Regions from separate parts of the Homo sapiens genome. Here all the other regions are linked to region 4. The links are chromatin loops, found by intact Hi-C in ENCODE. Cell type or tissue: mammary epithelial cell. All regions are shown on one strand. Region 1 overlaps TEX13B (testis expressed 13B). Region 2 overlaps FRMPD3 (FERM and PDZ domain containing 3). Region 3 has its middle 9.3 kb from the start of RIPPLY1. Region 4 overlaps VSIG1 (V-set and immunoglobulin domain containing 1).

Region 1 (8,000 bases), 94 kb before region 4:
TGTATTTGATTCTAATGAAGAGGGCTCCAGCTCACCCCGAACTGTGGTGCTTCAGGCATGTGCTGGGACTGGAAAAACAGCTGTGGTGCACAAGTTCATGTTTGACTGGGCAGCAGGAACGGTTACTCCAGGCAGGTGTGACTATCTCATCTACGTCAACTGCATTGAAATCAGCCATATTGCTAACCTTAGTTCTGCTGACCTTATACTAACACTTTTCAAAATATAAATGGACCAATCTTGGACACTATTCTCATATATCCAAAGATTCTGCTCATTCTCGACAGATTTCCTGAGCTGCAGGACCCTGTTGGTGACCAAGAAGAGGATCTTAGTGTTCACCCCCAGGAGAGGAGGCCAGTAGAGAGTCTCTTGTGCAGTTTTGTGAGGAAAAAACTGTTCCCCGAATCCTCCCTCCTGATAACTGCCCGGCCTACAGCCATGAAGAAGCTCCACTCTCTGTTAAAACAACCTATCCAGGCAGAGATATTATGGTTTACAGATACCGAAAAGAGAGCATATTTATTGAGCCAGTTTTCAGGTGCTAATACAACAATGAAAGTCTTTTATGATCTTTGAGAGAATGAAGACCTTGACATTATGTCTTCACTTCCCATCGTCTCCTGGATGATATGCAATGTCCTGCAGTCACAGGGAGATGGTGACAGGACTCTCTTGAGGTCACTTCAGACCATGACTGATGTGTATTTATTCTACTTTTCCAAGTGCCTCAAAACCCTTACAGGTATCTCAGTATGGGAGGGACAAAGTTGCCTGTGGGGTCTTTGCCGTTTGGCTGCAGAGGGTCTGCAAAATCATCAGGTTTTGTTTGCAGTCAGTGACCTCAGAAGACATGGGATAGGAGTGTGTGATACCAACTGCACTTTTCTCAGTCGCTTTTTGAAAAAGGCTGAAGGAGCTGTCAGTGTCTACACTTTCCTTCACTTCAGTTTCCAAGAGTTCTTGACTGCTGTCTTCCATGCCCTGAAGAATGACAATAGCTGGATGTTTTTTTATCAAGCAGAGAAAATGTGGCAAGAAATGTTCCAACAATATGGAAAAGGTTTTTCATCACTAATGATATAATTCTTATTTGGCCTCTTACATAAAGGAAAAGGAAAGGCTGTGGAAACTACTTTTGGAAGAAAAGTTTCCCCAGGACTTCAAGAGGAGTTACTGAAGTGGACTGAGAGAGAAATAAAGGATAAGTCTTCTAGGTTACAGATTGAGCCGGTGGACCTGTTTCACTGTTTGTATGAGATTCAGGAAGAAGAATATGCAAAAAGGATAATTGATGATTTACAGTCAATTATACTGCTTCAACCTACCTATACAAAAATGGACATTCTGGTTATGTCCTTCTGTGTAAAAAGCAGTCACAGTCACCTGTCAGTGTCTCTGAAGTGTCAGCACCTACTTGGATTTGAGGAGGAAGAGTGAGCCTCAACATTCGTGCCACCAGCCTTAACACTTAATCAGTGCGTATATCCATGTCTTTCCTCCAGTTTTTATCCTTCCCAGACAACAGGCACTGTAGTAGTCAGTGTGTGTGTGTGTGTGTGTGTGTGTGTGTGTGTGTGTATTAGTATTCATTGTCACTGTGTGGATGTGGTTTGTAATTCTAAAGTGTTATGAGCATGTAAGGTCATCAAGTTGAAGACTCTGCTATTTTGGTGTAATGACCATTCTGGAAAAAGGTATAAACGTAACATTTGATTGGTTGTCACTCTCCTCTAAATATACTTCATCACTGAGGCCTCAAGGAACTTCAGGTTAGTAAGGGGCAGAGGTACACTCTTGTATTATCTTGCTATAAATCCTGGTTATTTCCATCAGAGCTTGCAACTTCACAGAAGGTCATGAGCTGAAGTTGAAAGAGGCTTAGGTAAGTTACTTTTATAATATGGACTCTGTATACCATAAAATACAGTCCTACTGGCTTACTGACTAAAGCAGCAAAGAAGACTTATACCTGTGTTATCTAGAAAATGCTGTAAGTCTGTTCTCAATATCTGGGTTAAGATTGATAATGCCTCTCCCTTAGTTTTCAGGCCAGTTGAGGGGCAGGGGACTGGGAGGAGAGGGGTCAGCAGAAAGCTCCACTTGAGGAATGAAATAACTCAAGTTGTGTCCCTTATAGTTGTATTTCTTGTGTGGGGAATAGCATAAAGGTGGAAATGAGCATGGGGTATGTGTGTTTGAGGGAAATGAGAGGGAGGGAGGCATTAACAAGAATTTGTGTTTGGAACTAGAGAGGGAAGGACCTCTAGTTCCTTCCCTCTCTAGTTTAAGAGAGGTTTAACGGACTCAGAATTATGAAAGACCTTGTCTACAAGGTCTTGACCAATTCTGTATATGTATATAATATACAGCCTTATTCCAGTTGTATATTATAAAGTAAAATAATGGACCAATACATTTAAAGTTGAAACACTGATGGAAACAAAGGGTCTTCTGGTTCATTCTGGGTTTCCAGAAAGTCAACCTTAGATGGCGTCCTCCCCTATAACCCTTATTGCCTTTATCAGAGGGCTTAAACTCTTATCAAAAATTTAACCCAACATTCTTCTTTCCCAAGCGTATTGGCTATGTAAGAGTTTACTATTGAGCTTTCCTGGTTTTTAATTATTGTTATGAATTCTTCTATTAGTACCGACAACCAAGAACCAGTTATATTGTAAAGTTAGCTTGGGCAAGTCACTTGACGACTCAGAGCATGTGGAAAATGGTGATTATAATACTTGTTATTGGATTAAGGGCCAGATAAGATAATTTGTGAAAATAAAGTGCTTACCTCAGTGCCTGGCACATAGTAACATGGTTTTGGACTCAGACCTGAGTAATGACCTCAGTTCTGTACCTACCTATGTGACCTTGAGCAGATTACTTTTTGTGCCCTAATTTCCTTATCTGCAAAATGGGATAATACGTCTCAAGGTTTTGGGAAGGGGTAAATTAGTGCTACTAGCAAGGTAACAAAAGCCAAATAAGCCTTTTACTTAAGTTTTATTTTAAATTACTTTTTATTTCCTCATCTCTTTTAGGTCCTTTCAGCTGCGCAGTTTGCCAGTGTGTCAGCTACACCTGCTCTGCCAAGCACTGCGTACTCCATACTGTAAAATCAAAGACCTGAAGTAAGTCGAACTTTGCTTTAAACTCTTAGGTATTTGCAGGTAAAGATTAGGTTTCTAGAAATTGCACTCCCAGCTGATTGACCTGAAAATAAAATATAGCTAGTTTTCAGCTTCGCCACAGTGGAGCAACAAATGAAGAGATATGCTACAGGCCTAGAAGGGGCAGGAAGGAGTCAGGCCCAGAACTCTACCCGCCCGTCCTGCCTTTTCCCCTTTTGTATGTACTGTTTTGCTGTAATGAGTAAGTGGACGGTTGTAACACCTGAGAGAGAAATTTGGGTGTGCTGCCCCACTTGGATCTGCCACCCCAACTTTCTTTTCCTCCCAGACTGCCACTGCTCTCCCCCTTAGTTTTCTTTCAGTTGGGTCTTATCCTACTCCATGCAGCTTGACGATCCTTTTCTCTCCTTCCATTCCCCACCTTTACCCCGTAGTTATTCCCCAAAGTACCCAAAGAGGATCCCACCCCTGCCCTGCCTTTCCATCTTCACTTACTTCCAAGCACTTTGTCCACAACACAAACACACAAGCAGGTGCCCCCTTGTTTTCACACCCCTTTGCCTTATAGATCAATGTCTGCTCTTCTTCTTTCCTCCTGTTCCAGAGGAAAAGGCAGCCCTTGCAAGCCACCCAAGCCAGTAAATTCACTTCATTATTTTTGTATTTTTGTGAATAATTATTTTACTTTCATAACACAGAGGTATATAAAGAAAGAAAAGCCCTCCACCCAGCTGTCCCATACCCCATCCCACCCTATATCCCCATACCCTGCTGCCTCCTATCCCCTGACCCTGAGCCCACCCCCACCCCAGGTACCTTGTTTGCTAAATATATTTCCAGACCATTTTCTATGCTTACACAAACATAAAACTGTAACGTAAGACAAACATAAATACATAAATTTGTAACATTCATATACACACTCACAGAACTTTGGGGAGTTTTGTTTTACAAAAACAAAAGCAACCTTGTCATATGATTTTTTCTTCATTTAACAATACAGGGGCCATGCCTCCAATACAGTATGCAAAATCTACCACATTCTTTCACAAGTGTTTTGCATTTTCAAGCTTTCTTCAGCTATCTCCTTCTCCATGGCTCAGATTTCTCCCATATTCAAAAGAACCGGCTGGGCACGGTGGCTCATGCCTGTAATCTCAGCACTTGGGAGGCTGAGGCAGGTGGATTGCCTGAGGTCAGGAGTTTGAGACCAGCCTGGCTAACATGGTTTCTACTAAAATTACAAAAATTAGCCGGGCGTGGTGGCACATGCCTGTAGTCCCAGCTACTCAGGAAGCTGAGGCAGGAGAATCACTTGAACCCGGGAGGCAGAGGTTGGAGTGAGCCAAGATTGCACCACTGCACTCCAGCATGGGCAGCAGAGCGAGACTCCGTCTCAGGAAAAAAAAGAAAATTAAAGAAAAAAAATCCTCTCTCAACTGAGTATCTCACTTCAATCCTTCCCTTCACAACCAAGAATCCTTGAGGAAGAGCCTCCCTCACTGACTCCACATCATCCTCACTCACTCCTCACTTCCGCAGTTTGGCTTCTGCCCTTGCCGCTCCCCTAGATCTGCTGGAAGATCCAAAGTAAATGCCAGACCCAGTGGATACTTTTCAGCTCCTGAGAGGGCCCCTCAGCTTTATTGACCTTTTTCTCCTAATTCTTGCCGTTCTGACTGCTCCTAAGTACCTCATTTTCCAACCAGGGACAATTTTGCCCTCTAGTGGACATGTGGGAGTATCTGGAGGCATTTTTGGTTGTTACAACTGGGACTCTGAGGGGGTGGATGCTCTGGCAACTAGTGGGTAGAGGCTAGGAATTCTGCTAAACATCCTACAATGTACTGGACAGCCCCCTGCAACAAAGAATTATCCAGCTCCAAATGTCAAGAGTACTGAGACTAAGAAACCCTGCCCTAGAGATATAGAAAGAAACCCAAAGACATTTCTGAAACTGCAGGCCAGGAACCTGGCCCTCAATCCTGATTATTGTTCATCCCCAACAGGAGAAAACCTAAAAATCAAGTTTAGCTGCAGCAGAGATGCCCCAGGGCCATGACAGCTTCTTAGTCTCTAGGTCCACAGATCCTGGGCAATATCCAGGGCTCCTTCAGTTGTGTCTCAGTCTGGTCCAGGTGTAGCCCCTTCTCATCCTTCCACCTGTGCGCTAAAACATACATGTAGCCCCCGTCAACAAAACTTACAATCATCAGAGGGAGAGAAGCAGACTAACCCGTCACCTACCCCCTTACCGTACCCACTCCTATCCTCCTCCACCTCACCCCTTCCCTCTGGAAGTTGATTTCCCATTGGGATATGTTTCTGTTCTGTTCTACATTTCTGAATTCACTGAGAGCTTTGTAGCCAGATTTCCCTCCCACATTTATCATGGTGGTGGGTTGGGGGAGAGAATCTCTCAAGATGGCACCATGCTTTGGCTCATAGTCTAGACCAGCAAACCCTCTGAGCACTATCAGTTGCTGACTCACCTCCTTGGCAGTGGCAGTTCTCTTTTCAGATCTGACTGCCCTGGTTCTACTCACTGGGGACTGGAAAGGATTCTCCTGTCATGGGGCCATACAGTCATAGCAGTCTGCACCTGCATGGTGCTGGTGTCTTCTGTAGGTAGGCCTAAGGGATTCCCTTAGGGGTGGCAAATCTCTGCTGTTGATTTGAGTCAGGATGAACCTGGGGTTCATCCTGGGCCTGTTTTGATTGTTTCTTGTGATATAACTCACTCAGAGCATGAATGAACTTCTATCCAGTTCATTCATGGAAACTCTTGGGATTCAGGAATCTCCACTGCTCACCACACCCTGATGCAACTCCCCAGCCAGTCCCACCATTTTCTTTAATGGTCTTTTGTTCAAAATTGCTCTTCTGGTACAAACTTCTGACTGGGAAATAATCTGGTTGCTCAGAACAGAAACTCACTCAAATTAGTTTAAAGTAAAGGGGATCTGTGTAAAGTACATTTTCCTGTAGCACAACTACAGGAAGTGAAAAGTGATTGGGCCATCACTACCCTCTCCATCTCTCTGTAGTCACAGGATGAACTCCTCTATGCCTGTCTGCTCCCTGAAACCTCATACTGGCGTCCTCTAAAAGACACTTGACTCTGTAAAGCATCCAGTTCTGTTCCCCCACAGCCAGGGCCAGGCCTCAGCTATGGCCTTGGTGTCCATGGCTGTGACCCTGGCCCCAACTCCAAGTGACCCACTGCTTCATTGCCCAACACTATTCTGACTGTGGAATCTGCCTGTCTGTTCAGATTTTCTAACGTAAAAATTCATTTGGCTCAGGATTGGTCAAATATCCACTCCTGCTCCAATTATCTAAAGCCTACATGAAGGGAGAGAGTGTAGGTGTTACATACTGCCCAGGTCCGACAGATACTTAAGATAGGGAGCTAGAGACACACACACAAATAAAAACTGCAGTAGTTCTGGAGTGTTGACTACTAATACTCTGAAATACAAATGGAGTCATTAAAACATGTCTCTCCCTGCCTGTCATCTACATCCTCCCACCCACAACCCCGCCTCCCCGCCCCCCTACTGTCCAATCTTCCCACTCATCCCCTTTCCCCCACTCCACCCAATCCCCCTCCCACCTCTCCCCTCTCCCCCTGAAGATTGATTTCCCATTGAGATATATTTCTGTTCTATTTTACATTTCTGAATTTACTGAGGCTTTTGCAGCCAGATTCGCCTCCCACAGAGGAAGCAATTTTCCCTCCATGAAAAATTCACAGCTTTACACCACGGGCAGTCCCAGTTCCCTGGCCTGCGATATACTGGAGGTCTTCTCTGCTGATGGAGTTCGGAGTCTCTCCTGTCTCTTGGGGGCTCTTGAGGGTCTATTCCCTGGGCCTCCACATCTGACCACAGGCTAGCATCAGAGGCCCCCCAGTTGAAAGGCATCTGAGTTGGAACCCGTTCTGTGACCTTTGCTGGTGAAGGGGGTATATTGGGTATGGCTGAGAAGGCGGACAAAGGGCATGGGTATGAGTATGTGAATGAGGTAGGGAGCTGGACAGGAAGAGGCTCCAGTGAGACTGTGGACCCAAGCCCAGAGAAGACAGACATGGCTGTTTGTACTGACCTGAGATCTTTCTCCCTCTGCCCCGCAAAGGTGTAATTTGCCTGCTACAATAGCTCCGAGGGGCTGCCTGAAGCCTCCTCCCAGCCCCTGCAAGACCTCTGCGGGGGCAGGCCCTGCCTCTGCATACCTCTCCTCTCCTTTTCCTCCAGCAGCACCAGCAGCAGCCACCGCCTCCTTTTCCTGCTCACCTGCTCCTTCTGTCCAATCCCCTCCGGCAGTGGCCAGGCCTGGAAACACTGTAGCCTGGCCCTGTCCCTGGGGAGGTGCCAGCTCCTGGAGAGAAGTAGGCAGAGCTGAAACACATTCTGGGGACAGGGCAGGGGGTCCGGACAGGTTGGGGCAGGGCAGAGGCATTGGACAGGGACCATTCGGGGGATCTTACGGCATGGAAGAGCTTCCATCTCAGCATGTCCCGCTCTCTCTGCACCTCCGCAAGGCTGGTCTCGGTTAGCTGCAACTGGAAGGTCGCCTCATTGCATTCCATCTCCTGCTGTTCCTTGAGTTCCGTCAGGTTTGAGGCCAAGACCAGCGCAGCTGATCTGTGCAGTTTGGCAAAGCCTTGCAGCCACTGCACCCTGCGGTTTTGTAACTGCCCCTGCCTGTGGGCAAAGCGCACACCCAAGGCCAGGCTGCCCCAGGTGCAGGCCTCTTTGACCTCGCTGGGCACCTCGCTGTCCTCCAGGATGGCCCTGAGCTTGTCTTCCACCTCCTCCCAGGATAAGGATATATTCTCGAAGTAGAACTCGGGGCCTTTCGTGT
Region 2 (8,000 bases), 530 kb before region 4:
CATACACTCACCCACTCATACCCATACATATACACACACTACTCACATATACACGCACTCATGTGCTCTCTCACATATGTACACACAATGGTCCCAGGCAGATAGGCCTTTCTCAGTTCCAGTTCTCTTGTCTCTGGGCAGGCAAGCCCCACCACTCCATTGTTGTTACCAATAGTCCCCTCCCCACCACTTTGCTGCATGTGTGCAGTTGCCTAGTGGGCAGTAGGCAGTCAGTCCCAACCTCCCAACCTCCTGTCTTGAAAATGACCACCAGTTCTCCCACTAAAACATGCTTGATGTGTGGTTAGAATTTACTACTGCGATCAGAGACCCAATGTGGGTTTACTTTGTTAGTCAGTTCTTCTCAAATCTCACCTTGCAGAAGCCTTCCTTGAGTACCCTTTCTAAAATAGCATCTACCTTCACTATCTTCTGATATGGCTTACTTTTTCATCAGAGCTGAAATATTATATTTTTTAACTTTTCTTTTGAAATAATTGTAGATCACAAGAAGTTGCAACGATAGTACAGAGATATACCATGTACTGTTACCCTGTTTCTCCCAGTGGTTATATCTTACATAACTATGTGCAATAGGCTGGGTGCAGTGGCTCACACCTGTAATCCCAGCACTTTGGGAGGCCGAGGCAGGTTGATCACTTGAGGCCAGGAGTTCGAGACCAGCCTGGCCAACATGGTGAAATCCTGTCCCTACACAAAATACAAAAAAAATTAGGCTGGGATGGTGGAACGCACCTGTAGTCCCAGCTACAAAGGAGGCTAAGGCACGAGAATCATTTGAACCTGGGAGGCAGAGGTTGCAGTGAGCTGAGATTGCACCACTGCACTCCAGCCTGGGTGACAGAGCGAGACTCCATCTCAAAAAAAAAAAAAAAAAAGGCAAAACAGAACAAAAACTATGTGCAATAGCAAAACCAGGAAATCAACAATGACACAACGTATGTATATGATTCAATATGAATTTATCACATGTGGGTTTATGTCTCCACCAACACAGTAAAGATACCCCATTTACCATAATATTGTTATTATACGTTGCATGCCTGTGTCAAAGTATCTTATGTGCCCTAGACATACATATATCTACTATGTACTCACAAAAATTTAAAACTTAAAAAAATCACTGGACAAGTCTGTCACCCAAAGGATTCCTCGTGTTGTCCTTTTATAACCACACTCACTTCACCGCCTACACCCAATCCCTGTCAACCACTTTACATTTCCCTAATTTTATTTCAAAAATATTATATAAATGGAAGCAAGGCACTGTGGCTCCTGTCTGGAATTTCAGCTACTTAGGAGGCTGAGATGGGAGGATCACTTGAGGTCAGGAATTTGAGATCAGCCTGAACAACATAGAATGAGACCTCGTCTCTAAAAATTTTCTTTTTAATTTAGCTAGGTGTGGTAGGGCACACCTGTAGTCCCAGCTACTTGAGAGGCTGAGGCAGGAGGATTGCTTGAGCCCAGGTGTTGGAGACTGCTTTGAGCTATGATAGCACCACTGTACTCCAGCCTGGGCAATAGAGCGAGGCCACTTCTCTAAAAAACAAGCAAAAATAATATATAAATATAATTATATAATATGTAACCTTTGGGGATTGACTTTCTTCACTTAGCAAAATGTCCTCTTAGCAAAATGTCCTCGAGATTCATCCAACTTGTTGCATGTATCAATATTTTGTTCCGTTTTATTGCTGAGTAGTACCCATGGTATTCCATGGTGTGGATGTACCAGTTTGTTTAATCATGTACCCGTTGAAGGGCATTGGGTTGTTTCCAGTTTTGAACTACTACAAATAAAGCTGCTATAATATTTGTGTACAGGATTTTTGTGGGCATAAGTTTTCATTTCTCTGAGATAAATGCCCAAGAGTACGATTGCTGGATCAAATAGTAAGTGTATATTTAGCCTATTAAAAAACTGCCAGACTGTTTTTCAAAGTGGCGGTGCCATTTTACATTCCCATGAGATATTATATTTACATGTTTATTGTCTCTGTCCCTCATTAGAATGTCAGCTCCATGAGGGTAGAGACTGTGTTTTGTTACTGCTGTATCCCCAGCACCTGGCACAGAGTAGGTGCTAATAAATATTGGTTGACGGAAGGAAGGAAACCCAGTTTCTAGCCAACAAAGCAACCTAAACAAAACTCAAGTGTCCAAACTTAGGTGCAGAATAAAGGGCGTAACACTCACCCCAATCTCTATCTCGACTTTCCCATCCCAGTGCCTCCAACATTTTCTTACCCCCTGTTCTGCTTACTCTGCAGGTCCCAACCCATGGCCCCTTTGCTGCGGCCAGGCTGATTTCCTTCTCCTTCTTAGGTACATTTCCTTCTTAGGTCTTACTGCCCCGTGGACTTTTGTCCTTTTGCTATTCCACATCTCTTCTAATACATGTCTGTTTCTTTTAAGACCTTGTTTGATACTCATGTTCTCCAAACAGCTTTGCCTGACTAATCTCAATGAGCATTTCCCTAATTTTTTCATTCACTCATCAAGCATTTATTAAATACCTACTATTCTGGACACTCTTCTAGGCTGGGAATATAGCAGTGCACAGGACAAACATAGTCCCTGCCCTCACAGAGCTTACATTCTAGTTCTCAGTCTTGTGCTCTCTAAATCCTTGGAGCATAGAAGTGGACGAGTACACACACACGGGGCTAATTGTCAAAACATTTAATGACCTGTACAGTAGGAGCCAATCCAGTCAAAATATAAGCCAGTAATAACACCGGAGCAGAATCTTGAAGGCCTCCTAGTTGTGCCAGATGTTAACCCTGTAGTTGATCTACGTTTGTAAGGAGGTCCAGGGGGAGAGGTCAGGTGGCATCCAGGAAGCATAGGGCAGTGCCTATTTACCAATCAGTGTGAAAGAATCTCTCTGTATTTTACAACTGGTATGGCCATCCCAGTGCATGCCAATTGAATGTCAGCCTTACCTACATGTGCAGTCGATCCTCATTATTTGCAGATTCCCTATTTGCAAATTTGCCTACTCCCAAAAATTTATTTATAACCCCCAAAATCAATAATCACGGCACTTTCCTGGTCATTTGCAGACATGTGCAGAGTGTGAAAATTTTGATTTACCCCATGCACACGTTCCCAGCCGAGGTCGGACAAGGTGATGCTCTGCCTTCTTGTGTCAGATCTCATACAGAGGTAATCAGAGGATGAAGACGATAGGGGGCAGTGCAGTGTAGTGCAAGAAAGAAACTGCAGTTCTGGGGCCAGTTGGACGGGGTTTGAATCTTGACTCTGGCACCTGTGAGTGGAGTGGCCTCAGGCAAGTCACTTAACACTTTTGAACTTCATTTTCTCTTTGTAAAATAAAGAACATAGAAGCTACTAGGATGAGTTGTTTTTACATTTTAACACCATAATTTATGTGAAATATTGGAGCAACAGTTCAGTATTCACTAATTCAGTGTTTATGGAAATGTCATAGAACGTAACCACCTTAACAAGTCTCCATTGACAGATCTTCTCTCTTTAGCTATACTGAAAGCTTCTTGAAGACCCCCAATATGTGTTTAATGTTATACCCCCTACATCACAGAAAATACTACTGTGTTCACAGCAGGCACTTGGCATCTCATGGGTGCAAGGAGACTGCTACCTATTACAGAACTCTTGTCATGTTAAAGTTTGATTACCACTACTTCCAGAAGACAACCTCCTAATAGGTCCAGGATGTGGCCTAGGAATCTATATTTGTTAAAAAAAAAAAAAAAAAAAAAAAAACCACTGGACCAGACAATCTGCAAGTCTCCTTCTATTAATAGCTCCTACATTATGTGGCTGATAATGGCCTAATACCTACTCCTACATACTGTGGCTGGTAATTTTATTTTATATATATAGAGTCTCACTCTATTATCCAGTCTGGAGTGCAGTGGTGCCATCTCAGCTCACTGCAACCTTTACCTCCTGGGTTCAAGTGACTCTCCTGCCTCAGCCCCCGAGGAGCTGGAATTACAGGCATGTGCCACTACACCGGCTAATTTTTGCATTTTTAGTAGAGACGATGTTTCGCCATGTTGGCCAGGCTGGTCTCGAATCCCTGACCTCAAGTAATCTGCCCGCCTTGGCCTCCCAAAGTACTGGGATTACAGGCGTGAGCCACCACACCTGGCCTGGTAATGGTTCTTGACCCTGTTTATCCATTATAACCATCTGAGAAGCTCTGAAAACTATTAATAGTCACTTCTGATTCATTCGAGCAGCAGAGACAGAAAAAAAAAAAGAAAACATGAAAATATTGATACTTGGGCTCTTGCCCTGACTCATTGAATTAGAAGCTCTGGAGATGAGGCCCTGGTATTGGTCTTTTGAAAAGGCTCACCAAATGATTCTGATATGGAGTCTCTCTCAGATGACATTTTCCTTGTAAGAGTGACTCATAGCATGGCAGACAATTGGGGAGAGGGGTCACAGGAGTTCTTTCCCAGGGCCCCTCAAACCATACTGCATAGATAGCCACTTAATAAGCTTCTGTGTACTTAAGGGTATTCCTTAATCTTTGAATTACCAACTAGTCCTCATGACTGACTGGATATTTATTAATCTTGAAATCTTTAGACCTTGGCACACAGTAGGCACTCAGTAAATATTTTTAAACGGATAAAGTACCGGATTATGACCAAGAATGACCCTGATAAAGCAAGTACAGACAATCTGTTTCAAATGAAACCCAGTTTTCTGGTTCTGAAAACAGCCTGTACTTAAAGAACTGGAATCCCTTCTGCTTGGAGCCACCTGCCCAGAAAAAGAAAGCCAAAATAATGGGAACCACCTCAGAGAAACTGGTTTTCTACAGAGCTTCCTGACGTATAGTGTTTGTCAGATGGTAGATACTCCAACCATATATGCTGAATTAATGAACTAATTCATTACTAATTTTAGCAATCAACTAATATATTTTATGCCATGTCTACTATGTGCTTGGTACTAGGGGGAGACATATTAACATAAAATGGCATCTCTGCTTATACAGCCTGGTTGGGGATGTGAGCAATGGCAGTGTGGATTAACAGGAGTACTATAGGAAATCCAAGAAGGGGAATTGAGGAGTTGGGGAAGGATTGAGGATAAAGGTAGAGTTTGAACTAAGCTGTAAAGTGATGGCATTTAGCTAGTCAAAGGGACACTCTAGACCCTGAAGGATGGGGACAGGGAGGAAACAGCGTGAGGTGGGTCCAGGAATGATAACAAGCCCAGTGTGTGCAGGGAGCTGTGGATAGAACTACCAAGTGCAGCAAAAGGTGATCTTGGAGAGAGGTGGTTAGAGAGTCAGGTGTAGTTTGTGGCGGGCTTTGGAAGTCAGGCAGAGGATATGTTCATGTCCAGGCAGTCTTGAGTGTGGGAAGGAAGGCCCCCTGGTTCCCCTAGTAGTGATCTGGTGAAACCAGGATGGTCCTCCATTGTCCTAGGCTCCCACAGTGGTTGCTATAGGAATTGGTTATAAGTAGGCTCAGGTGTCAAAGGCAGTGTAGCCAGAAGGGCAAATCAGTCAAAGCTTCAAGAAGCTGAGTTTCGTTTTTTTTCAGTTACCAAAGCGGGGCCCTATCTTGTTCTAAAATATTTGGCCCTATATCTGACTTTGGTCAAGATTTGAGTGATCACAACCCTGACATCTGTACTAATACAGACAACAAATTTAAAAAATGGTCAAAAAATAACCAGCTGCTGAATTCTGCACTGAGGGAAAGGCAGACTCTCTTCTATTCCTTATTCCACCAAGCTGCTGGCTTCATATTTGCTTCAAGCAGCTTGCAGTGGCCCCAGAGGTACTTAGCAATTCTAGTCCCATGTTTCAAGCCAAAATTCATTTTAGCCAGAAAGGGTGCCTGTTGCAAAGTGAGATTCCCAGCTGCTTGGAGAAAAAAATAGGGTCAGTGAAGAGCTCAAACATTCCAGCCTTAAGGTGCTCAATTAATCTATGCTTAATGGATTGGGATCTCTTCAACAATGTCAATTTCTGGGCCCCACTCTTCCAGAGATTCTAACTTTTAAAATCTGGTGTGAGCCTAGGCATCTGTGCTTTAACAAGCACTCCTCAGTGATTCTTATCATCAGGCACGTTTTAAAAACAGCTGGTTAGTGCATGGTTATGAATTAGTGCAGAGGTTGGCAAACTGTTTCTCTGAAGGGCCATATAATAAGTATTTTAGGCTTTGCAGGCCATATGTGGTAGCACAAAAGCAGCCATAGGCAATACATAAATGAAGATCACGGCTGTGTTCCAGTAAAGCTTTATTTACAAAAACAGGTGGTGAGCAAGATTTGGCCTATGTAGGCCTGTAATTTGCTGGCCCCTGAAGTGTATTATGCCTTCCTGCTACCGCATTCACATTTTGACCCGGGCCTTCCCAATTCTCAACATTGTAATTCAAAGGAGTGCCCCTAATATTACGAACTTCAAGCCCCAGAGCTGAGCTTTGAAGATGCTTTGGGACACGGAGGCCTCTGAGAGGCTCCTCATATCACACTGCAAAGCAGGCCTCACCTGTGTCTGAGCATAAGGCTAGATGTGACTCCATGACATCTAGCACAGACCAGCTGGCAATGAATGAGTCACCAGCATCAAGGCTGAAGACTGAGAATAGGATGGAATCTTAGAGACCAACAGGACAAGGGTCAATGAGGACTGAAGTATAAACAAGCTGAAAATAACTCTGAAACAGACACCTGGAAATGATTATAATCCCTGAAAATATTGGCAATTTCATTTCCTCCTTTGTGGTTTGTGCCTATAATTAACTGAATCTTTGGTTTTCAGTGGTACAAACAGAAACTCTCTAGGACAGGATCTAATCTTGCATCTTTGGTAGGGATAGCAAGGATGCCACCCTCTTCACTGTGGTGAATACATAAAAGGATACCAGTTGGGGTTCTTCATTTGTTTGAGTCCATTACATAACACCAAGGTAGAACCAGAACCAGTGGATGAAAGATCAGGAAAGGACTCCCAGCTTTAGCCTGCTGTGGGGGAACAACCACTAAGCAAAGGCTCAGGAAACCTGGGTTCTGGTTTCGGCTCTGCTACTCAATTATTTCAATACTTTGGGTAAAGTATATCCTCTTCCCAGGCTTCTGTTTCACATGTGAAAAATGAAGGTTGAGCTGCATGGCCCATTCAGGTCTCTAGAGATGCCTCGTTCTACACACTGTGCCATGCAGGCATCTGAGGGCAGATGATGGCAGAGAAGAGAGGTGACTGTCAGGTAGAAAGATTCCACTTGCCTCATGTTTGTGGCACCTTGGTGGAACTTTGGATGACTGTGGAGATGGAATCAAACACAGCTGCCTGAGCATAGCTACAGATCTTTCTATCTTGCCCCTTTCTCTTGCTTCTGCCTCAGCCTGCAGCCCCTGCTCAGGATTGGAGCACCAGGCTGTGCAACACACAAAGGCATTTATCAACTCCATGTATAATCAATACTGTAATCACTTTCTGCAGTGATCTCCAGCTCTGGATTTCATTGTGCTATATTGTCTGCTGCCAACAAATTGCCCCTTTGGCTCAGGATGAGAAGTCTAAGGTTCCTTTAGCTCAATGGTTCTTAATCTTGGCTGCATTTGGAAATCATCAGAAGCTTGAAAAAAATACTGATGCTCAGACCTCACCCCCAGGAATTCTGATGTAATTGGTCTGTGGTGGGCCCTGGGCTTCAGGATTTTTAAAAGCTCCTCCCAGCATTTCTACTATGCAGCCAGGACTGACACTCACTGCCTGAGTTCCTGCTGGACTCAGGTGAAAGAAGTGGTTTTTTGCAATCTCCCCTCTGTGGGAATGAGATTGCTGGCTCTGACAGAGCCAGCTGGGACCAGGGCCCAAGACACAATGAGGACGTTTGTTTCTGATGTGTATCTTAGGGCCCTGCCCTCCTGTGGCTGATTGGGTAAATGAATCTCAACTGCAGTGTAAATGGTAGATAATAGCTTAACGTATTCCCAGCTGGCAGGGA
Region 3 (8,000 bases), 1.2 Mb before region 4:
TGTGCCTGGAATTATTCTCTTATGGATTATTTGTAAGTTTTTCCACTATTTTAGAGAAAAAAAAACTGAAAATTTCCCTCTACCTTTTTGGAGTTTAAATAGTATGAATCCTTAAAGTTGTTTGTAGGAAAAAAAAAGTCAATTTTACTAACATGCTGAGTGCCTTCAGAGTGAAATAATATGTAGCCGGGTGCAGTGGCTCACGCCTGTAATCCCAGCGTTTTGGGAGGCTGAGGCAGGCAGATCACTTGAGGTCAGGAGTTCAAGACCAGCCTGGCCAACATGAAACCCCGTCTCTACTAAAAATACAAAAATTAGCTGGGCATGCTGGCGCTCGCCTGGACATTTTCTGGAGTTATATAAAACATAAGAATTGCTTGCCCCCTTGAGATGGAGGTTGCAGTGAGTCGAGATCGCGCCACTGCACTCCAGCCTGGGCAACAGAGTGAGACTGTCTCAAAAAAAGAAAAAAAAGAATGAAATAATATGTTCGTGTTACTCAAATGCACAAGCAGCCTAGCCTCGGAGAAATAATGTGAACTTCAGATTTTGTAAGCTATTGCCAATGGCAACCACCAAATGTCACCACTCTCAGTAATTCAGGCAAAGTTACTGCTCCCACATTTACAGTTTCACATACAGGGCCTCTTGGAAAACTGCCCCAAGTTGATTAGGAAATGGGGTATCCAGGAAAGGTGGGCAGACAAAAACTATTTCTACTACCTTTTTAAGTGAAGCCATGAGGTTTAGCTTCTCTAGCAATTTGCATGAATGACTTCTATGAAGATCGCCAAGGGTTTCTCCCAGAAATTTATAGCGCTTGTGTCTGCATTTTGAAAGGCAGACTATTATCCTGAAGTTCTTTTCACAGTGCTTATAAAATACAACTTTATGTAACATTTTACAGTTTTCTGAGTGGTTTAATCATATAACTATATACTGGAACCTCATTCCCAAAAACCTGCGAGGTTGATAGGCTAAAGGTTGTCCCCATTTTAGAGATGAGAAAATTAAATCACTTGTCCAACGTATTAGAGGACTGAACAAGTAATAAATGACAGAACTAAACAAGTACCTGAGTCAGTCTCCTGATGCTTGGTGCCCTTTCCTTCCCAGCGCACTGCCCCCATCTCAGAAGATATTAAATATCCACTCAAAAAAATCTGCTAAGTTTACAAAGAATGGCTTTTTATTTCAGGGCTTTCTTACACGTGGAAATTGTCAACAGTTTTCCAAGAACGTTTTGGTACTCAAGTTTCTATGGTTGTGTTTGAGCAGGGGGAAATTTGACTGTTAGTCCAAGGCAAAGCTCCTACTCCCAGGCTAACGATTTCATTACATGGGCAGGTCACGTCTCGGTATCCGTGCAAGAGTTACACACTACTGAAAGCTCAATATAAAATTTGATTTTCAATTGGATGTACTCCCAAAATCCTCGAGAAATCAGTGGAAGGTGAGGAAATTGAACACGTGCATCCTTTCTGCCCAGTGTAGACATAGGCTGGGACAAGACTTTGACCTTGGGCAAACCTTCCTAGATGTTGTGGGTTCAAGTTGGAGTTTTTATTCCTGAATTCCTGAATCTTACCCTTCTCCTCAACCCTTCCCACCAAGAAAATTATATGTATAATGAGCAATAGTAGAATAGTAAGCAAAGTATTTATTAATAAACGCTTGATCTGAGAATTCAGCATAGGCTTGGTAACCTTGTTCTCCTCTTTCTGTTGCAGGTTCTTTGGTTTAAAAAAATTGATTGGAAAGTGCAGCTTAAGCTACTCCCTTCACTCTGAATCTGAGAAGCTAAAGTCTTCAGAACAAATTTGGCCTGACCCAATCATCCAGCAGCAAGTGGAACCGGCTATCTAGTCACAGATGTGTATGATTCTTTTCACTGTAATGACCTGAGTCACTGGTGAGCTGTGGCCCAATGATTGGCCTCAGACCAATGAGATTGGAAACTCCCATGCAGGAAGAGCAAAGGTGCCCGAAATTGCAGGTGAAAGTATTTTCTATCACCACGGACCAAGGCTGAAGCACGGAGAGAGGGTTAAAAATGTTTTGCTTCCCTAATATTAGAGAGGGAGTACACTTGCTGTTCCACATATGTCTATTGGGGAGAGATTGATTTCAATGTTGGCTCCCGCTCTCGAGTTGCCATGGTGATGAGCAAGTAAAAAACAAGTGATAGCAGAAAGAAAAATTCAGTGCCACCCAGAGATCCAACACTCCAGAAGGAAGTAACAAGCTTCCCCTCTGAGCAGAACCAAGCTTGCCAGTGTCACATGGGGGCTAGGGAGAGGGTGTTTGGGCTCTATGATTTGTTATCTCAGCAGTGCTCATTTTGTCACCAGTGTGTTAGAATGAGAAAACACGGCCACTGCTACTGACAGCCAAGCCTGCATCCTCTGCCCCCAAAGTAATATCAAATGACACTGAGAGCTTTGAGTTATTATCGTACTGCTTCTCTCAGTGCCTACAAACAGATGCTGCCATCAGGACCCATGCTGCTGACATGCATCAACACCTCCCAATTTTTGTGCTGACTAGGGACAAGGCTGCCCTTCTGAGACACTGATGGTTATGTCCAACACAAAAAGAGTGGCTAAGTCAAGCTGGCTGTGAGTACAGGACAGCAGCTAATTCTTTAGCAGTGCATGCAGCTTGGCTGAAAAGATAATGTTCACCTCTCTGCAAACCCATCATCTAACATTTAATTGTATTCTTTGCATGTTTCGGAGATGTAGCTGTCTTGGGTCACCAGTCCTGGCAACATGGCACCACTTCTTATAGGTAAAGAATCATAGTTTGATAGTTTCCTGGAGATACAACCTTGGCCTCAGTAGAAGCAGGAGATTGGTGTCAAAGTGTAGTGGTGTGGCCTTCAAAAGTAAGTTCTGTCCTGGATTACAAGTGCTTCATATTTAGTCAGAGCTTAAGGCCCTGGACGATTGCAAGGGTTGGTAGAAAGCACTGGACTCAACATCGAGATTCTGGAGGTTAGTTCTGACTCCTGCACTGACTTGCTATGCAACCTTGAGCAAGTCATTTCCCATGTCATCATCTTCAATATCCTCATTTAAAAATGTTACCGGGTACAGTGGCTCATGCCTGTAATCCAATTTGGAAGGCTGAAGTAGAAGGATTGCTTGAGCCCAGGAGTTCAAGACCAGCTTGGACAACAAAATGAGACCACTGTCTCTATTTAAAAAAAAAAAAAAACAGCAGAGCATGATGGCACACGCCTGCAGTCCTAGTTACTCAGGAGGCTGAGGTGGAAGTATTGTTTGAACCCACGAGTTTGAGGCTGCAGTGAGCTATGATTGAGCCACTACTCTCCAGCCTGGGTGACAGTGAGGCCCCGTATCTAAAACAAAATGAAAAAAAATGAGAGTACTGGGAGTATTAAGAGATTCAAATGAGATCACGGAGGTAAAGTTGCTTTGAAACACAGAAAGAGCGTAGCACCTGTGTAAAGCAAGCTTATTAACATTCCCAGAATATTGAAGGACAAAGATGTGCAGTCCAAGATTCTTGAAAGTGTGCATGGAGAAAAGCAAGTATCTTAGCCCATGTCTTTCCCATAAGCTTCAGGGGAGTGTGTTGACAGTAATTGGGGCACCAGGGTTTAGTAGAGCTAGATAGATAGTGTATTAGTCTGTTCTCATGCTGCTAATAGAGACATACCCAAGACTGGGTAATTTATAGGAAAGAGGTTTAATTGACTCACAGTTCCCCAGGGATGGGGAGGCCTCAGGAAACTTAGGATCATGATGGAAGGAGAAGCAAACAAGTCTTTGTTCACATGGCAGCAGCAAGGATAACTGCCAAGCAAATTGGGGAAAAGCCCCTAATAAAACCATTAGCTCTTCTGAGAACTCACTATCATGAGAACAGCAGCATGAGGTAACCGCCCCCATGATTCAGTTACCTCCCACCAGGTCCCTCCCGATGACATGTGGGGATTATGGGAACCACAATTCAACTTGAGATTGGGGGCAGGGGGGACACAGCCAAACCATATCAGATGGGAAAGGCAAGGGAAGTCAAAGTGGTGACGACTATTATGATAGCATGTGTCAAAAAAGAACAATTATTAGATGTGTATACATTCATATATACACCTATGCACAATGTATAGTAGTGTGTGTACATGTATATATAAATATATGTGCATGTCTCTATCACATCTGTAATGTGCCAAGTACTCTGCCAGCCCCTTACATATGCTGTCTCATTTAATTCTTACATTAACCCTGTTAAAATGGTATTATTATCATTCCTATTTTATACATGAAGAAACTAAGGCTTAGAGACATTTTCTCATGGTCACTTAGCTAACAAGGAGTCGAGCCAGTATTTGAACCCAGGTTTGGTTTAAATCCAGAGTCTGTCCCTATAACCACCAGGTACAAAACAGTGCTGGCCATAGAATCCTCTGGATGGATGAGCCCTGCTCATCCTGGGCTTTGTGCTGTAGGTTTAGAGCTCAGCCACTAGAGGGGGCTGCCTGTCTTGCTGTTAGCGAAAACGAATTGAATCGCTAGGGACTTGGAGGCCGCTGTTCTCTCCCTTGGATGGAAGACTTCTAGAAAAACCCAGAGCCTGACTCCAGCTGGTTCCTGGTCTCTCCCTCAACCTCTTTTAATTCACACTTGGTCCCAGGCCTCAAGGTGTCCCCAGTGATGGGGATAGCAATGCCTTTTTGTGACAGTTTACACACTTCTTTCCCCGTAGGCTGCAGGAGGCCAGGGTGAGCTGCCTGCCCTAAGGGACTTTCAGGGCTTCTCTGGGGGAATAAGGAGGAGGGAAGGAGGAGCCTAGTAGTTAAGAGCCAGGACTCTGTAGTCGCACTGTCCTGTTCTACCCCAGCTTCCCACTCATTGCCTGTGCTACTAACAGGTCACTTCACTTCTCTGAGTCCCAGTTTCTTATCTGTAAACATTAGGATGCCCCACCACCACCACCACCCAGTTCAGGATAAAGTGTGTGTGGTGCCAAGCACAGTGCCTGGGATAGAACGGGAGAGCTCAGCAATTGGTAGTTCCTCCCACTTTTCAGCCAGAGTGAGACATGCCCAGCCAGGGCCCATTCCACTCTGAGGCAGCACAGCACCGAGGGGCAGGAACAGAATTCCCTCATCCCCCTCTCACCCCTGGTAGCCCTGTGCCCACAGCCCAGGTGCTGTGAGAGCCTGCCACTGCCGGGCAGGAGGTCCCCAAACATTCCTCCCTCAGTGACACCTTTCAGAGGCCCTCAGTGTTTCCTGGCCCCTGGCCCAGAGTTCTTCATATCCTCTGACTCACTTCCCTGCAGCCAGAACTTAAATCTTTTCTCCCTTGCCCTCCCACAGATTTAATCCTTCAGCAAACCCTGTTGATTCCACCTCCTGAAAGCACAGGGCTCTGGTGTCAGGCAGCCCTGAACTCTAGTTCTGCCACTTACCATTAATGTAACCTGGAGCAATTGCTGTCATCTCTCAAATCTTGGATCGGTCATTTATTAATTACGTGACCTTAAGATTCCTTAACCTCTCTGAACCTCAGTTTCCTCATCCATAAAACAAGGAAAATAATAGTGCTTGAGTTTTAGGGTTGCCATAAGGATTCAATGAGGTAAAATGTGTAAAAAGCCTGACGCTTAGAAGGTGCCACAATTTACCAACTGTGTGATTTGGGGCAAGTTTTAAAAACCACTCTAAGCCTCAGTTTTCCCAACTGTACCTATCCTTCAAAGTTGTTGTATTAAAGGAGTTAATCCATGTAAGGTTCATAACAAGAATTCCAGAATTATCAGCTGTTCTAACTCTTATCCTCCTAGGTATCCTATTGTCTAGTCTTCTCTGGACAGGGAAAGCCCCACTCCCACACCTGTGGGTGTCACCACCTCCTACTCCCCCGCCCCCCTGCCACCCCGCACTGTGACTTTATGGCTCTCTAGTGGACAGACAGTTCATCTCCTCTCTTCTCCAGTCTCCTGTTGTAAACTGGTGACCTGACTTCACTGTTTTACTTGTCATGGCCTGGTGTTGGTTCCTGTATTTTTTACTTAATCACTGCTGACAAGGCTTGTAGCATCTTCCATGCAGGCACACAAACCCAGGCACAGAAACCCAGCTAACTCTTAGTTTTCTCATTAATAAGTGGGGATAATAATAAGACCTATCTCTAGGACTGTTGTGATTACAAGTACCACACAAGATGATGGGTGTAACGTCAGTAGCAAGTGCTGTGGCACCCGCTGTCAGAGCAGTCATTCCTTGTTGGCTTTCTGTATCTGGGTTTCTGTGTTTCCATGGAGGTTGTCACGAGCCTTGCCAGCCAGGGGATAAACCAAAAACACAGGAACCAACACCATGTTCCTGATAGGCCAAAACAGTGGATTCAGGTCTGCTAACAACCTTATTTGGGATGGGGATTGGCCACCATTTGGCAAAAGGGAAGTGGGGAGGAAAGGAGACAATGTATCTACCCACTAGATGGGTCACACAGGCACAGTTTTGAGGAGGGGGTGAGAGGTGAGGGTTTGTAACACCCACTGGGTAGGCAGAGGGCTTTCCGTGCTGAGGCAAAGGAGAATAGGCGACTATTTTAATGAGCATGTGCTGTGTGGGGAAGAGGTGTGACACAATAAAGAACTACAGTCAGGAGTTCAAGACCTGCCTGGCCAACATAATGAAACCCCATCTCTACTAAAAATACAAAAATTAACTGGGCGTCGTGGTGCACACCTGTAATTCCAGCTGTTCGGGAGGCTAAGGCAGGAGAATTGCTTGAGCCTGGGAGGCGGAGGTTGCAGTGAGCCAAGTGCCACTGCACTCCAGTCTGGGCAACAGAGTGAGACCCTGTCTCAAAAAACAAACAAACAAAAAACTATAGAGGTTGTAGTGAAAGGGTTAAGAGCAGAGAGCTGACCTTGACACTTGAGGGGAGTGGGCCTATGATTTGAGCCAGCATGCAGCAGAAAAGGCATTTGAACCCATGTTCATCTGCTTCCAAAGCCCATGCTCCTAATCATTACAACGTTAAGGGCTGGCACATAGTAAGTGCTCAATAAGTATTGTTTAATGAAGGCATTCATAGTGCTGCCTCTTTCTGAAAAGTTTTCTCCCTCCATTACTACTCATGCCCATCCTTCAAAGCCCAGCTCAAATGCAGCCTCACCCCAACAGATGTGTTCTCTCACTGCTGCAACAAGGTGGGAGAAACAGGAGGAAATCAGTGCTAGGATGGGGAAGTGCTGGGACACTAGGATGGGCCAGCCAAATGGAGCTGGAGGAAGGACTCTTGAGTTTTGCACAGAGATTTTTCTCCTGAGTTTGTGCACTGGAGTTGAAGTTGGCACAAGGATTGGAAACGCCCATAACAAAGTAACTCATACTGAGCTCTGATTAGTCAGAACAGTGAATTCCAATGACTTAGCAACCACGTATGGGGAAGAGGACTGGAAGCCATTTCAGGACAGGGGACGGAGAGGACAGCGAGACAAAATGTCTGCCCAGTAAACAACAGCAAGTGTGCAGTAAGGAGGGCGGGGTTGGAAAATGAGAAGAGCCCATTCTGAGTTACGAATTACTGCTCCAAGGGTTTTAGGATCTTTAAATCCCTGAGGATTTAGGGATTTGTAATACTATGCTATATAATACCTTAAAACCAAGGATATTGGGATTCCAAGGATTTTAAATCCCTATAACCTATGGTATAAGGATTCGAGCAATTTTTGAGCTGTGAAATGCTGGGTGCTTAGGACCCAAAACAAGGATTTTAAACAGAACACTGGACATTTTGAAGTACTAATTAATCTCCCTTCTACTTCAAATCAATCCTGGTTTAACCCTTGGAACAGTGGTTTCCAAATTGTGTTTTCCACAGTCTAGGGATCCTTGAAAGTGCCTCCCAGAAAGGGGTGGAGACAGCTACTTTACCGGAGAGAAGACACCAGCATAAGAATTCTGGCCCCCCCCCCCCATTATGGCTTCCACCAGGATAGCTCCATTTTTATTT
Region 4 (8,000 bases):
AAAGAAATACCTGAGACTGGGTAATTTATAAGTAAAAGAGGTTTAATTGTCTCACGGTTCTGCAGGCTGTACAGGAAGCATAGCAGCTTCTTGGGAAGCCTCAGGAAACTACAATCATGGCAGAAAGCAAAGGGGAGGCAAGATGTCTCACATGGCTGGAACAGGAGGAAGGGGAGGGGAAGATGCCACACACTTTTAAACAACCAGGTCTTATGAGCACTCATTCACTATCACAAGATCAGCACCGAGGGGGAAATCCGCCCCCATGATCCAGTCACCTCTCACCAGGCCCTATCGCCAAAATTAGTGATTACAATTTGACATGAGGTTTGGGTGGGGACACAGATCCAAACCATATCAACTAGTTAGTTATATACATGGGAACTAAGTGATGTGCTATAAATGCCAAAGCATCAAACTGGCACTCAGAAGACCTGAGTTTTAGATCTTACTCTGTACTCAGTGACCTTATACAAGTCAGTCCACCTTTCTCTGACCATTGTGAGATGGGGTTATAATTTCTGCCCTGTCTTCTTTACAGGTTTGTTATGAACAGTTTTGTTATTTTACCTATAAAATGAAATACTGGAGATCAAAGGGGTTTTTAAATGTTCAAAAACTGGAGGGATTAGCTAATGATTTTCTGTTGCTTCCTGGTTCTGGGATGTTCTGACCAGAAACAATCTAAAGAAGCCAAGTCTCTTCATCTCAGAGCTTGGAAATAGCCCTGAGATAAAGTTAGACAAGAAGGTTAATATTCTTAAATTTAAAGCTCAGAGGATCCCAAATCAATTTCCATAAGAAGTTGAGGGTCACTTCATCTCAGAGGTGTTTTTTCCCATGAGTCTTTGTGTCAGATAGCTCTGTGTCATGACTTTTCCTTAAGCAGCCAGGATCCAGACAAGGTAAGAGGCAGAAGGGTCTGTGGATTTCCTTGTTTGTTTAGGAACTCTAAAAAATATTGTTTTTGTTAATTGGGCAAAGAACAAAGGCCTCCTCCAAATGTAGGCTTTTTGGAAAATTTGAGACTGCTAATTTTCTCTAAAAATTGCAGCGACTATTTGCAATTCTCAAATCTCATTGTATATGAGTGACAATTTTGCTTGCCCTGACTGAAAGGTGAGGCAAGATGGGGACAGGTGGGTAAGAGAGACAGGTTAATTGTGGGGAGAGGTGTTGATATTTCCTTAAAGATGACTCTCATAGCAATGTATCTTTCAGATGTTTTGTTACCCAGCAGTGAGCATCAATCCCATGCATTTACTCGTTCATGCATGAATTCATTTAACAAACCCTGAGCACACGTGCCAGTTACTGTGCTAAGCAATGGACATGGGGAAATGTAAAAGATAGGGTCTTAGCCCTCTAAAATTCAGTCTAGTGAAGGAGACAGACGCGTAACATAAAAGCTTTCAGTGGAGGTATGAGAGGAGAGCTATGAGGGCACAGGGGAAAGGGCAAAAAGCTGTATCAGGAATTGGAGAAGGCTTATTGAGGAAAGTGACTTTTGTGCTGAATGTTGAAGGATGTGCAAGAGTGTGTGATGAAGAAGAGGGGCTGAGATGGCAAGGCACAGTTTAGGTGAAGGAAACAGCAATGGGCAAAGAACCAGGTGGTTTGGATGGCCATTCATTTGAGAGCTTTCCATTAGGTATGACAACCTTGGAAAATTAATCTCTGAAAAATACCCAGATCAAGTTTGAATAATTATTTTGTGTGCATTTGGAATGAGCATCATCTACCTTCCGCAATTTGGCACATAAAAAGAAAATGATTGATTTAGGGAAGGTTTAAGAACCTACTGAAGCACTTTGTTTTTTCTTTTTTCTTTTTTTTTCTGAGCTGAGCCTTTTCCTCCCACCCCAATTCTGTTGAAAGCAATAAAGCTAAATGGTAGATCAATGGCTTTGCCAGTAAAATACCCAAGTTCCACTGGGGACTTTAACTGGATGAAATTTCAGTTCAATCCTGGGTCAGTAGTTTTAGAAAATATATAGGTTTGGGACTTGGTTCAAAGTGATTCACTAAATGTTTTGTTAATAAAAAATAAAAGGAGAAAAATATTCTAAGCAAAAAAAATGCCTATCTGGGTTTGATTCTGGGCTCAAGAAATGAGTGCAAGTCATTCCAGGTTTTTGCCATAATTTAGTTCAAGTCCTGGTGTCCAACTTTGTGATGAAACACCCCCATTTAATTTTCTGTTCAAATTGTTCTATTCTGCTGTAAAGGCTATACAATAGCCATCTTTTTAAAAAGGCAGTATCTAAATCTAGTGATAGCTGCAATGGACTTCTGGTTAAATAGCTTAGTTTAGGATAGGCACATCCAACAAGTTGTTCCTACCTGAGAAAATCTTTGATAAGAAAGAATAAAGAACTAAGTAGAAGGATATTCCTTTCAATTAAAAAGACACATGCTTAAAAGATAGGGCTAGTAAACTGTTTAAGAATTATAGCTATATGCATCTGTCTTCTCGCACCTGTGTACAGATAGTGAGAGTCTGGGAAGGCTGAACTGAGCGGAAGTCAATGGGAGAGTAACTTTAGTAGCAGGAATTAGTGCTGCTGTGGCCAACAGAAATTCCAGGTTCTAGGCCCTATATTTATTATTGTATTTAATACTTGGATCAGCCAGAGGTTAGATAATCTCTTAGTCACGTTTTACAGATGAGTCAGCTGAGGTTTGGCTAAGTTAGGTAACTTGCCTATACAGATCCAGGGTAGAGTTACAAAGCCCGTATTCTGTGTGGATCCAGAGCTGTGCCCTTAACCACTGCGTCTCAGGTAAGAGCTGTAGGACTGAGTAATATGACACATTTCATGTCTAACTCACCTAAATTAGAGAACCTAAGCTTTAAAGGGTTCTAGAGCAAAATGAAGATAAGCAAGGTGAGTTGGAAAGTATAGAAATTTACATCATTGTCTGTATATAAGATAGATATATAAGGTGTATAAGATAGATGTATAGATATAAAATAAATATCTAAGATAAGAGATATAAGATAGATATGTAGATATGATAGATATATAAATGTATAAGATATGTAAGATAGAATAAACCGTGCAAGTAAGTAAGATGAATGAGGAGATTCAGATTCCCAGCTTCCCACAGGACTTCTCCCCTGACATGTTTTCATAAGCAGCTAAAACTCTATGTCCCGGACTGACCTCATTAGTACCCCTTCCTCCTTGTCACCCCTTCACCTAAAACCTGTTCTTCCTGCTGTGGTCTTGGAGGCCTCTTCCCCTCTCTAAAGTCATCTCTCATCCCTCTCCCACCCCACTTTAGAACTGTGTGAAAGTTACTTTTGAATTCCTGGTGCCTAGTCCCATGCCAGGCCCACAGAAGGCATGGGTGCTTGCTGAGTGAAGGATGAATAAATATTTCAGTGCTGAGTAGCGTGCACCCCCCAAATGGACTTCCCCTACTGATGATGCACACAGGCAAATTTAAACCTTTCAACTATTTGTGTCACCCACAGATGAACAAATGCAAAAAAAAAAAAAAAAAAGAAAATAATCATGAGAGAAAAGAGAAATACAGCATTAAATATTTTAAAAAGAATAATAGGTTATCTCAGAGTATTTAAGGATTCTATTTTCCTTTAAAACTGTGCTTTTAAAGCATAAACTATATTCCTGGTCATTTAGTATTTGCTTATATTTGGCTGTTTTAATAAAGGCATATTTTAAGACACAATGCGGAAATTCATGGTTATAAATCTGAGGAGGAGGCAGACAGAGGAGTCACTATTTGAATCTTAATGGCCTCTTGACTAGAAGGGCCCTGCACCTGAAGTGCTCTACTCCCACCTGGTGGTGCAAGCAGAAAACTGCCAACATACATTTTAATAATTTTTTTTGTGTGTGTGGAGACCCAGTCTCACTTTGTTGCTCAGGATGGAGTGCAGTGGCGTGATCTTGGCTTACTGCAACCTCTGCCTCCCAGGTTCAAGTGATTCTACTGCCTCACCCTCCCAAGTAGCTGGGATTACAGGCGCCCACCACCACGCCCAGCTAATTTTTGTATTTTTAGTAGAGATGGTGTTTCATCACATTGGCCAGGCTGGTCTCGAACTCCTGACCTCAGGTGATCCACCTACCTCGGCCTTCCAAATTGCTGGGATTACAGGCATGAGCCACTGCGCCTGGCCAAGAATTTTTTTTAAAAATAAATAAACACACATATTATTCAAAATGAAAGTGAGGAAGTGACTGCAATTGTCACAGAATGCCATTCATCCTAAAGAATTTTTATTCTTTGTCATTGCCTTACAGTGAAACCTTCTAAGCCCCTTTGTAGCGTTCAAGGAAGACCAGAAACTGGCCACACTATTTCCCTTTCCTGTCTCTCTGCGCTTGGAACACCTTCCCCTGTGTACTACTGGCATAAACTTGAGGGAAGAGACATCGTGCCAGTGAAAGAAAACTTCAGTAAGTGTAACCTGCAGTAGACCCTGGAAAGGCCTGGTGTCTGTGGTTGGATGACAGCAGGAGTGTGTGGTTGGCTGCTTGACCTTACAGTTCAATCTTCTTGTTTTCTCAGTGGTGGCGGGTGGAGGGGGGCGGCTGGTAATGTAAAAAGAATGCCTGTCTCCCAACACGATGATTGTGTTCTGGTCTACTCCCCAAATTCTAAAAGCCAGCTCAGAGATGGTGAATATGTAGGGAACAGGCATGGTCCCAGGTGAGTTAGCACTGGAACAGTCCTGAGGGGCCTAGTTGAATCCTGAACATCTCAAGAAAGAGAGGCCAATATGGGGGAGTGGGTGGACATTGAGTGATCTGTTACACTGATGTTATCTGTATGCACAGAAGAGATCTCAAAAGTCTATTCCCTGGTTTCAACAGACCCAACCACCGGGATTTTGGTCATTGGAAATCTGACAAATTTTGAACAAGGTTATTACCAGTGTACTGCCATCAACAGACTTGGCAATAGTTCCTGCGAAATCGATCTCACTTCTTCACGTGAGTTGACCATACAACTTTAACGGTTTCTCCTTAAATCAAGTAGTCTGGGCCTGTCAGACAAATAAATTAGTTAGGATCCCCAGTTAGTGCTTCCTGCTTCTCTGGAGATTTGTGTGCTTTATATACAGGCTGATATGATGAATGACCATCCTAATATCTAATGCTCACATAATAATATATGCCATATGCTGCCCTAAATCCTTTACAAAAAGCAATTTGTTTGCTTCACAAAATCGCTAGAAGGTAGGTATTACTATTCAATACTAAAAAAGAAGCCTTTCTGATAACAGCAGGCTGAATTTCTCTTTGTGATGCTGTTGGTAAATCCAGGTGACACTGTAGCTCTGACAAACATATACCTTGCAAAGATCTGCCACTAATAATAATAGTATTATAATAATAACACTCGTACCCACAATCACGGTAGCTACTATTTGTGGAGCATGAATTATGCTGAGTATTATCTCACTCTTTCCTCCCAACCACCCCTATCTAGGGAGGCAGACTATTGTCGGCCTCATTTTGCTGAAAAGAACACTGAAGCTCAGGGAAGTAAATGACTTGCCCAAGGTCATCCAGTTAGTAACTGGCAGAGCCAGGATGCCTCTAAACCTCAATTTTCCTATTCGAAGGTGCTTACTCACTCTCTGAGTGTAAGATTTAAGACTCCTGGAATTGTCCAATTGAGCTGACCCAGGGGCAACTCCTCACAAGGAATATCTCACCAAACATCTCAAGGATCACTTAATAACACTTAGGATCTTTTTTCAAACTTACTTTGAATTTGTGATTTTAATATATGCCATATCCAGGGATGGCAAGTTCCAGTGGGTTTTTGCTCTTCCTATGCACCTGAACTTTCTTCCTTTTATTTCTCCTGAAGTTTGCTCCTTTATTCTCATATCACTTTCAGCTATATTTCCTGCATCATTTCTGTTATCTTTCTTTAGAATTCCCTCAATATCTTTTTGCCTTCTCAGAGGTACAATCATACTGCAGATGTAGAGATATGTAGGATTTGGACTTGAGCATTGCTTCCTTTCTAGTCTTTTTTCCAATGATGTCCAGCACTGCCTTCCTCTCTCCCTCCCACATCCCTTCTTTCTTCCTTCCTTCCTCAAATATTTATTGAATATCTACTGTGTTCCAGGGACTGTCCTAGGTGATAAAGATACAGAGATAAAGAAGATGTATGTCCTATACTCAAGGAGCTCACAGTTCAGCTAGAGGGACAAACACAACTAAAACATGCTAAATCCTATAATAGAAGTCTGAACAGGGTCTATAGAGCACCAAGGGAGGAAAATTATGCTTATAGAACTGGGATGGCTTTACCAACAAAGTGCTATTTGAGCAGGATCTTGAAGGAACTTGCAAAGCCTCATCATCTATAAAATGGGAAAGCTGAAGCATGACGGTAGAGCAGCAGGCTTAGGAGAGCAACCAGGTCATGATGGGGGAAGAGAATGGAGGGCTTCACATGGCATGTCTCTGAGGGAAAAATCACAAGAAACTGATATATCATCTGATATGTTTGAATCAATTGAAAGAAGTTTAATGGTTTTGTTGGAAATTTCGGGATGAGTGATAATGCATTTATTAATCCCCAAATGAAGCAATTATTAACCTCCGGGAAAATTTTTGTAAATGTTGTACAAGAAAGAATCATAGTATACTGTGTTCCTCAGCTGTGAACAATATTTATATAGCCATACTACTGCAAACTTGGATTTAACTAAAACTTGTGATATAACTATTTTGGAAGAACATGGTGGGTGTGAGGGGAGTGGTGTAAAAGAGCTCAATCTCCAACTTCTAGGGTACGAAGTTGAAAGAAAATGATGGAATGGAAAAAAGGTAGGACATATCAGAGCAAACATAATAAAAACATGGGGGCAAGAAGACTTTTAAAAAGAGTTAAGAGTGGTTGCCTTTCGTGAATGGGACTCAGAAACGGGAAGGAGTCGGGCAGGGAACTGCTGTTTTTGTGAGACATGTAGTAGAACTATTTGACTTTTTAAACTATTTACTTATATTCTCTTAATCATAAAAAGTTAAAGGAATTATTATCAGGCAGCTCAAAATATAAGGTGTCCATCCTTGTGTGAGGGGAGGCAGATGGGGTTGGGTTGGCTTATAACCCAGATGTGGTCTTCCAGAGACAACACCTCAGGGCTTGAAGGTCTGGTGCTCAGCTGGATAATGTCCCACTCATTAAGTTTGTCCATAGACCGAGACAATAAACCAGATGCCTGTTTATCAAAATGGGCATATCACTTCCCAGTGACCAGAGTGCATGAGGTTCCTTCGTAAGCATTGACGCCATGGGGGAGGTTTTTAGGGACCAATTTCACCTGTGCTCTGGGAAAGCCTAGTGAAATGTTCCTGCCTGTAACAGAGGCTTATCTCTAGTGACCAGATCACAACTCCATGGTGTCTCAAGACTCTTTTCTCTAAATCCCATTTCAAAAGCAACCCCACCTCCTCCAAGTTGGCCACATTTTATTCTTTATGTGCACAAATGTCAATAGTCTTCTCCCACTGTGAGTCCAAATGACAGAGTTCTAGGGGTTTCCATTTCCCTAGCCTATACAAGTCATTTTCCCACTATGTGAATGGCCCTGATATTCCCCACTAGTCACAAACACACATTATAAAATGACAATATATTCCACTTTATTAACCAGCTGCTTGTATCCTTCAGATCCAGAAGTTGGAATCATTGTTGGGGCCTTGATTGGTAGCCTGGTAGGTGCCGCCATCATCATCTCTGTTGTGTGCTTCGCAAGGAATAAGGCAAAAGCAAAGGCAAAAGAAAGAAATTCTAAGACCATCGCGGAACTTGAGTAAGCCTTCATTTTGTTGTCTTTACTTGAATACAAACATTTCTCAGGCATGTCTTTTTCAGTCATCAATTCCTAAGCACTCCTTTTAGTATAAGATATCAGAGGTATCTTTCTGTTTACTCTCATTGAATTTAAAAAAGAATGATGATGGCTGCTATTTATTGAGTGCTGTGTGCCAGGC

The links. Peaks named below come from ENCODE experiments on the same cell type or tissue, not always from the same donor. Only the 100,000 strongest peaks of a DNase experiment are listed, where the experiment ranks them.
Region 1: it touches region 4 in a loop (12-fold over the local background); 10 of 110 quality-filtered maps call a loop at or near these places.
Region 2: a loop joins it to region 4, with 4 times the contacts of the local background. A loop is called at or near these places in 5 of 110 quality-filtered maps.
Region 3: a loop joins it to region 4, with 4 times the contacts of the local background. A loop is called at or near these places in 9 of 110 quality-filtered maps.

The regions. Positions count from the first base shown.
Region 1 is chrX:107,974,046-107,982,045 of GRCh38, forward strand. It overlaps TEX13B (testis expressed 13B), which reads right to left. Exons shown (of 3, transcript NM_031273.2): 2 at 7,624-8,000; 3 at 6,819-7,514. The coding sequence ends at 7,035. It also overlaps the pseudogene LOC112267910 and the pseudogene NLRP3P1. Among named protein-coding and RNA genes, the nearest start is that of TEX13B, 4.3 kb to the right of the region's middle. In mammary epithelial cell, a CTCF peak has its summit at 4,857 (motif pointing left); no DNase peak of the experiment used is centred here.
Region 2 is chrX:107,534,792-107,542,791 of GRCh38, forward strand. All of the region lies in intron 4 of FRMPD3 (FERM and PDZ domain containing 3), which reads left to right. All of the region lies in intron 1 of FRMPD3-AS1 (FRMPD3 antisense RNA 1), which reads right to left. Among named protein-coding and RNA genes, the nearest start is that of FRMPD3-AS1, 7.0 kb to the right of the region's middle. In mammary epithelial cell, CTCF peaks have their summits at 3,224 and 7,932 (motif pointing left); no DNase peak of the experiment used is centred here; H3K27me3 peaks cover 291 bases.
Region 3 is chrX:106,890,037-106,898,036 of GRCh38, forward strand. No RefSeq gene overlaps it. Among named protein-coding and RNA genes, the nearest start is that of RIPPLY1, 9.3 kb to the right of the region's middle. RefSeq lists an enhancer at 4,619-5,143. In mammary epithelial cell, a CTCF peak has its summit at 4,495 (motif pointing right); DNase peaks (open chromatin) are centred at 4,545 and 5,285.
Region 4 is chrX:108,068,400-108,076,399 of GRCh38, forward strand. VSIG1 (V-set and immunoglobulin domain containing 1) reads left to right here. Exons shown (of 7, transcript NM_182607.5): 4 at 4,278-4,433; 5 at 4,851-4,970; 6 at 7,678-7,819. Among named protein-coding and RNA genes, the nearest start is that of PSMD10, 19 kb to the right of the region's middle. In mammary epithelial cell, a CTCF peak has its summit at 3,812 (motif pointing left); DNase peaks (open chromatin) are centred at 2,722 and 4,532; H3K27ac peaks cover 1,294 bases.